2 separate regions of the Homo sapiens genome follow, and region 1 is linked to region 2. The links are chromatin loops, found by intact Hi-C in ENCODE. Cell type or tissue: heart left ventricle. All regions are shown on one strand. Each heading gives the region's core, and the rest is flanking DNA. Links, peaks and the distances in the headings are about the cores only.

Evidence for each region. Hi-C counts contacts between places; a loop is a spot of excess contacts. Peaks named below come from ENCODE experiments on the same cell type or tissue, not always from the same donor. Only the 100,000 strongest peaks of a DNase experiment are listed, where the experiment ranks them.
Region 1: a loop joins it to region 2, with 3 times the contacts of the local background. A loop is called at or near these places in 5 of 110 quality-filtered maps.

What each region holds. Positions count from the first base shown.
Region 1 is chr12:718,333-721,237 of GRCh38, forward strand. The region is part of intron 2 of LOC101929432 (a long non-coding RNA gene); the gene reads left to right. Among named protein-coding and RNA genes, the nearest start is that of LINC02455, 3.2 kb to the left of the region's middle. RefSeq lists an enhancer at 1,088-1,137. In heart left ventricle, for the core only: no CTCF peak of the experiment used is centred there; a DNase peak (open chromatin) is centred at 1,489; H3K4me3 peaks cover 344 bases; H3K27ac peaks cover 1,958 bases.
Region 2 is chr12:574,871-577,775 of GRCh38, forward strand. All of the region lies in intron 1 of NINJ2 (ninjurin 2), which reads right to left. Among named protein-coding and RNA genes, the nearest start is that of NINJ2-AS1, 55 kb to the right of the region's middle. RefSeq lists an enhancer at 1,225-1,726 and a silencer at 1,255-1,524. In heart left ventricle, for the core only: a CTCF peak has its summit at 1,406 (motif pointing right); a DNase peak (open chromatin) is centred at 1,401; H3K4me3 peaks cover 783 bases; H3K27ac peaks cover 2,014 bases.

The DNA of each region.
Region 1 (2,905 bases), core at 157-2,656, 140 kb after region 2:
ACCAATGCCTGGGGTTCCTCTATTTCTCTATTGGTTAGACTTTTTGGGGTTGCTTTACTGTCATCACTCAAGTTTAAGAAACACTGGGGCATCTCTCTTCCTATCAAAGGTCAGTCCCTCCACACAGCGACAGAACCATGTTTTGTGGGGTCCTGAAACCTACATAACTCGAGGGGCCTCTTTAAGAAAAAGAATATAAAATTATGGCTGGGCTCAGTGGCTCATGCCAATCCCAACTCTTTGGGAGGCCGAGGCGGTTGGATCACGAGGTCAGGAGATCGAGACCATCCTGGCTAACACAGTGAAACCCCGTCTCTACTAAAAATACGAAAAATTAGCCAGGCGTGGTGGCCGGCACCTGTAGTCCCACCTAGTCAGGAGGCTGAGGCACGAGAATGGTGTGAACCCGGGAGGCGGAGCTTGCAGTGAGCCGAGATTGCGCCACTGTGCTCCAGCCTGGGCGACCATCTCAAAAAAAAGAAAAAAGAAAGAAAGAAAAAGAATATAAAATTATAAATAAAATGTAAGTGTTGACAGGCCCATGCAAGTGAGGAGCCCTAAGTCTTTGGCTTCATTGACTTTGTGATAAATCTTTCTCTTCCTGCACCTGTGTCCCTGATGTCATCTCCTGTCACCTTCTCAAGGACTTGGCTTCTTTGATTATCCCTTCCCTTTCCTGTGTCTTTAACTTCACTCCATCTACCACTATTTACATGCTTTTGTCCTCTTTGACTTCTCGTCTCTCTCCAGGAGCCTTCCTTGTCTCTGATCTCTTCAGAGGCAACCTTCTCGGGAGAGTTAAGTCTTCACACACTACTCCTTCGCCTTCCATTCCCCTTCCTCCTGTTCCTGCCGTGACTGAAGTGCGAGTCAGTCACTCTGCTCGCGGAGTTCAATTAACGAGAGTGAGGTCTGGTGGAAAGAAAGTGATTTATTTCCAAAGCTGGCTTAGGGGAAGAGGCACAGGCATCCTGCCTTTAAATGTGCACTTCTCTTTTGGAGCAGAAAGCAGGCACTTTTAAAAGTCAGGGGAGAGAGCAAGCAAGGCAGGGCCTTATCTACTGGGCAGCCGAGCTGGTGACTGCTGGCATCTTACTAGGCTGAAAACTCTCCAAGTGGGAGAGAGCAAGCAAGGCAGGGCCTTGTCTACTGGGCAGCCGAGCTGGTGACTGCTGGCATCTTACTAGGCTGAAAACTCTCCAAGTGGGAGAGAGCAGTGGGCGTGCTTTTTGACTGCTATCTCTCTAGCAGCCTCCTGGAGGGTGAGAGTTCCATTGTGGGCATACTTCGGTCGGCAAATGGACTGTTAACTCTCGAGGAGAGTTCAGTCTGGAAGCACAGTTAGAAGAACTTGCCCTGTAGGGAGTGTCTGGTGAAGGGGAAGTAAAAGGCTACATTTGCATTTCTTTTTTTTTTTTTTTTTTTTGAGACGGAGTCTTGCTGTCGCCCAGGCTGGAGTGCAGTGGTGCCATCTCGGCTCACTCTTAAGTTCCGCCTCCCGGGTTCACGCCGTTCTCCTGCCTCAGCCTCTTGAGTAGCTGGGACTACAGGCGCCCGCCACCACGCCCGGCTAATTTTTTTTTTTTTTGTATTTTTAGTAGAGACGGGGTTTCACCGTGGTCTCGATCTCCTGACCTCGTGATCCGCCCGCCTCGGCCTCCCAAAGTGCTGGGATTACAGGCCTGAGCCACATATTTGCATTTCTAAAAGACAAGTAGGAAATGAAGAACCAAGGAAGTGAGAAAAGAAGAGAGAGAGAAAAAAATAATTAAAATATCTCTTAGAAAAAACTGTGAATACTCGGTTACGCTACCTTGCTTCTGTTCCCATCCCTTTGCTGAAAAATGGATTTTGTCATGTTTCTCAACAATATATAGCTTGCTTGTTGCTTGAACCTATGAATCTCCACTCATTTCTACTACTGGACCTCTCAGCAACATTCGCCATAGCTGGGAACTCTCTTTTTCTTCAAGCTCCTTTCTCGGCTTCAATGACCCCACAACCTCCTTGTTTTACTCTTTAGGTCTCTGGTTGTTCCCTTTGTTCTCTTTTGCAGGGCCCTTGTGTTCTACACAAACTCTAATAGTGTGATAGATGAAGTAACTAAACCATACAGGACTCAGTCCTAGTGTATTAGTCCGTTTTCAGCCTGAGACTGGGTAATCTATAAACAAAAGAGGTTGAATTGACTCACAGTTCTGCATGGCTGAGGAGGCCTCAGGAAACTTACAATCATGGTGGAGGGCAAAGGGGAAGGAGAGACCTCTTCACAGGGTGGCAGGAAAGAGAGAGAGAGAGAGAGCACAGGGAAAACTGCCTCTTCTAAAACCATCAGATCTCCTGAGAACTCACACACTATCACAAAACAGCTTGGGGAAACGGTCCCGATGATCCAATCACCTCCCACCAGGTCCCTTCCTCCACACGTGGGGATTACAATTTGAGATTAGATTTGGGTGGGGACACAGAGCCAAACCATATCACCTAGAGCCCTGATCCCTTTTTTTTTTTTGAGATGGAGTCCGGCTCTATCACCCAGGCTGGAGTGCAGTGGGGCGATCTCTGCTCACTGAAACCTCCACCTCCCAGGTTGAAGCGATTCTCCAGCCTCAGCCTCCCAAGTAGCTGGGACTATAGGTGTGCGCCACTGCATACAGCTAATTTTTTTTTTTTTGGTATTTTTAGTAGAGATGGGGTTTCACCATGTTGGTCAGGCTGGTCTTGAACTCCTGACCTCAGGTGATCCGCCTGCCTCAGCCTCCCAAAGTGCTGGGATTACAGACCTGAGCCACTGGGCTGGGCCATAGCCCCTATCTCTTCTCTATTTATACACTCTTCCTAACCACTGAGGTGGTGATATTTGCATCAAGAACTTAAGGAGGTGAGAATATGTGGCCATCTGAGG
Region 2 (2,905 bases), core at 130-2,629:
GAATAATATCTGCCCTGTCTAGCACAAAGTGCTGTTAGAAAGATCAATAGGATCATGTGGGTGAATGTGCTTTGAAAGCTGTGAAGTATTAAACAAATATGAGATGAGAGGGAAATCTATCCCACAGAGGATTATACTCCCACGTGTGGGCCTAGAGGCATTTCAAATACTGTGTTGTGACTCAGGGCCCGTCCCAGCCCCAGTTTTGAAGTAGGCACCATTTATGGTCCTAACAACTTCCATGGTGTTTGAAATGCCTCCTGTACCCATTGGGCAGCCTCTCTCCTCGCTCCTGCTGGCTCTCGCCTTCGAGCCGCCTGCAGGAAGGGAAACACTCACACAAGCCCACCTGCATTGGGTCTCCAGGGTCATTGTTACTCAAGCGTAGTCCTCTCTCCTGGGGCCCCCACCCACCTCTCTAGCCTGGTCCCCAGCTCCTCCTCCCACCCCTGAAGAGCGAACCCTGTGCCCTGTGCCAGGCTCTGTGATGCTCAGACGTGCAGGGCCACACCAGATTACTCACTGTTCCCTGAACACACCCCACCCTTCCCAGCTGCTCCTGCTCTGCTCCAGGACTACAGGCCTTTCTTTCTTCACCATGCTCCCCCCAGGGAGAGCCTCCCCTCCTTTCTAGACCCTGTCCCCAAATGCACTCCACCAAGGCCCTGTTTGAAAGAAGGTCGCCTGCTCCCTGGCCTGTGCTGGCCTTGGGCGTTGTTGAGTCCTCCTGAGACGGCTCCTTCTGCTGCCCACTTTAGCACACGGACCCCATCTTCCACAGGCCTGAGTCTCCATGGAGCCTAGCTCAGCACCTTGCCCACATGAGGTACACAATGAATGATGATCGCATTGAATTTTTATGAGACAGCTTTTTCAAAAAAGGCAAAAGTAAGGCTCTTTAAGGGTGGGGCTTCAGGCACAGTGGCTTCTGGGTGGGGGAGAGGAGTTTGGGGAGTGAATCTTTGCTCTTAAACACCCCCACTGCAGGGAGAGCCCTTTTTCCCCTAGATCCTGCCTTTTCTCAGCAGTCCTGAGGGAGCCTCAGGGAATGAATGACTGGGGCTGGAAGCTGCAGCTGGTCTTCAGGCCAAAAGCTGTAAAAGCCCAGACCCCTGAGGCCTTCTGTCTGGGGCAGGCCGCATGCAGGCTCCTGACTGCAGCCAAGAGCAGTGATCTCGCCCTTAAAAATCAACAGTCTCTAATCCACGTCGGGGTGGGGTTTCTTTTGCGTGTTATTCCAGCAATAATACGTAACTGGTCCAGAAACCGCCTCTGAGCCCTGGGCACAGTCTCACTGAGAGTTCCAGCCCTTGCCCCGAGCTGCAAACTGGGGCCTAAAGCTGCAGCACCGAGAGGCCACGTGGGGCGAGGCCTCCCCGGAAGGCCTGCGGCGCCGCCGTTGTCCACCAGGGGGCGCCAGGAAACGGCGCGGCGAGGCCCCAGCTCAACCCGCCCGCGCGGGCACACCCGGGCTTTGACCCCTTTGTGATCGAGGACACGGACGGGTTTCTCTCCAACAAAAGGGGGCCATAAATTACAAACGGAAGCAGAGTGTGTAGGGAAGAACAGGAAAGCACGTGCGTTGAAACCGGAACTCGGGCCTGCTTGCTTGCTTATTTATTTTAGTTATTACTGTTTTCTTGGGGCAGGCCCTTGCTCTGTCGCCCAGGCTGCGGGGTGGTGGCCCCGTCATAGCTCACTGCAGCCTCAACCTCGGGGCTCAAGCGACCCTCCTGCTTCAGTCTCCCAAAGTGCCGGGGCTGCAGGCGCGAGCCGCCACCCCGGCCTCCGTGCTCTTTCTCAGGGAGCATTTTCCACCTCCCCTGCAAGAGGCCGTTTTGCCAGTGGCTTTCAGAAAAGACTGTTGTCATCTCGGGGTTCAGAGTTAATCGTGGATTTACCTACCACACAGAAATTTCCAAAGAATCGATCTGCTCCCTCTCAATATCCACCCTAAACAAGAGCACTTTCCCAATCAGCGCCTTGTCCTGGGGCTTCCAGACCCATCTGGCCTTTTGCTCTTTGCTCTATGCCCACTTGAGCTGTGAGGTTCTCAGAGACATTCCCCAAAGCCCTCCCAGCCGATCTCTGCTGACTTCAATCCTACTCATCCCTCAGGGGCTAACAAAATTGTTAAAATTTAAACAGTAATAATTAAATAATGATATTGCTGTATGTCAGGCATGACTCCACAAAGCAGGTATTAATACAGATGGTCCCCAGCTTTCGCACCATCGTAAGTGATACACTTTACAAACTGTCCTTCGAGTAGCCATACAACCACTCTCTTTTTCACTTTCAGTACATTATTCAATAAATTACACAAGATATTCAATAGTCTCTTATAAAGTAGGCTTTGTGTTAGATGATGTTGCCCAGCAGTAGGCTGGTGTAAGTGGGCTGAGCACGCTGAAGTTAAGCTAGGCTAAACTATGAAGTTCAGTAGGCTAAGTGTATTAAATGCATTTTGACTTACAATATTTTCAACTTACTATGGGTTTATCAGAATGTAGCTCTATCATAAGTTGAGAAGCAACACTAGTCTCATATATATATATACATATATATATATAAATATTTTGGCACGATCTTGGCTCACTGCAACCTCCACCTCCTGGATTCAAGCAATTCTCCTGCCTCAGCCTCCCAAGTAACTGGGATGTAGTCCCATTCTACAAGTGAAGAAGTTGAGGCTCAAAGAGGTCAAATGCCCAAAGTCACCAGATACTGAGGGATGGCCCCAGTGTCTAAATCCTAAGCCTGCGTTTTTCTCCTATATGCCAGTGGTTCTCCATGTGTGCTCCTTGAAGTAGCAGCAGCAACATCACCTGAAAACTCACTAGAAATGAAAAATTTTTAAATTTTTGTAGAGATGGGGTCTCACCATGTCGGCCAGGCTAAGTCT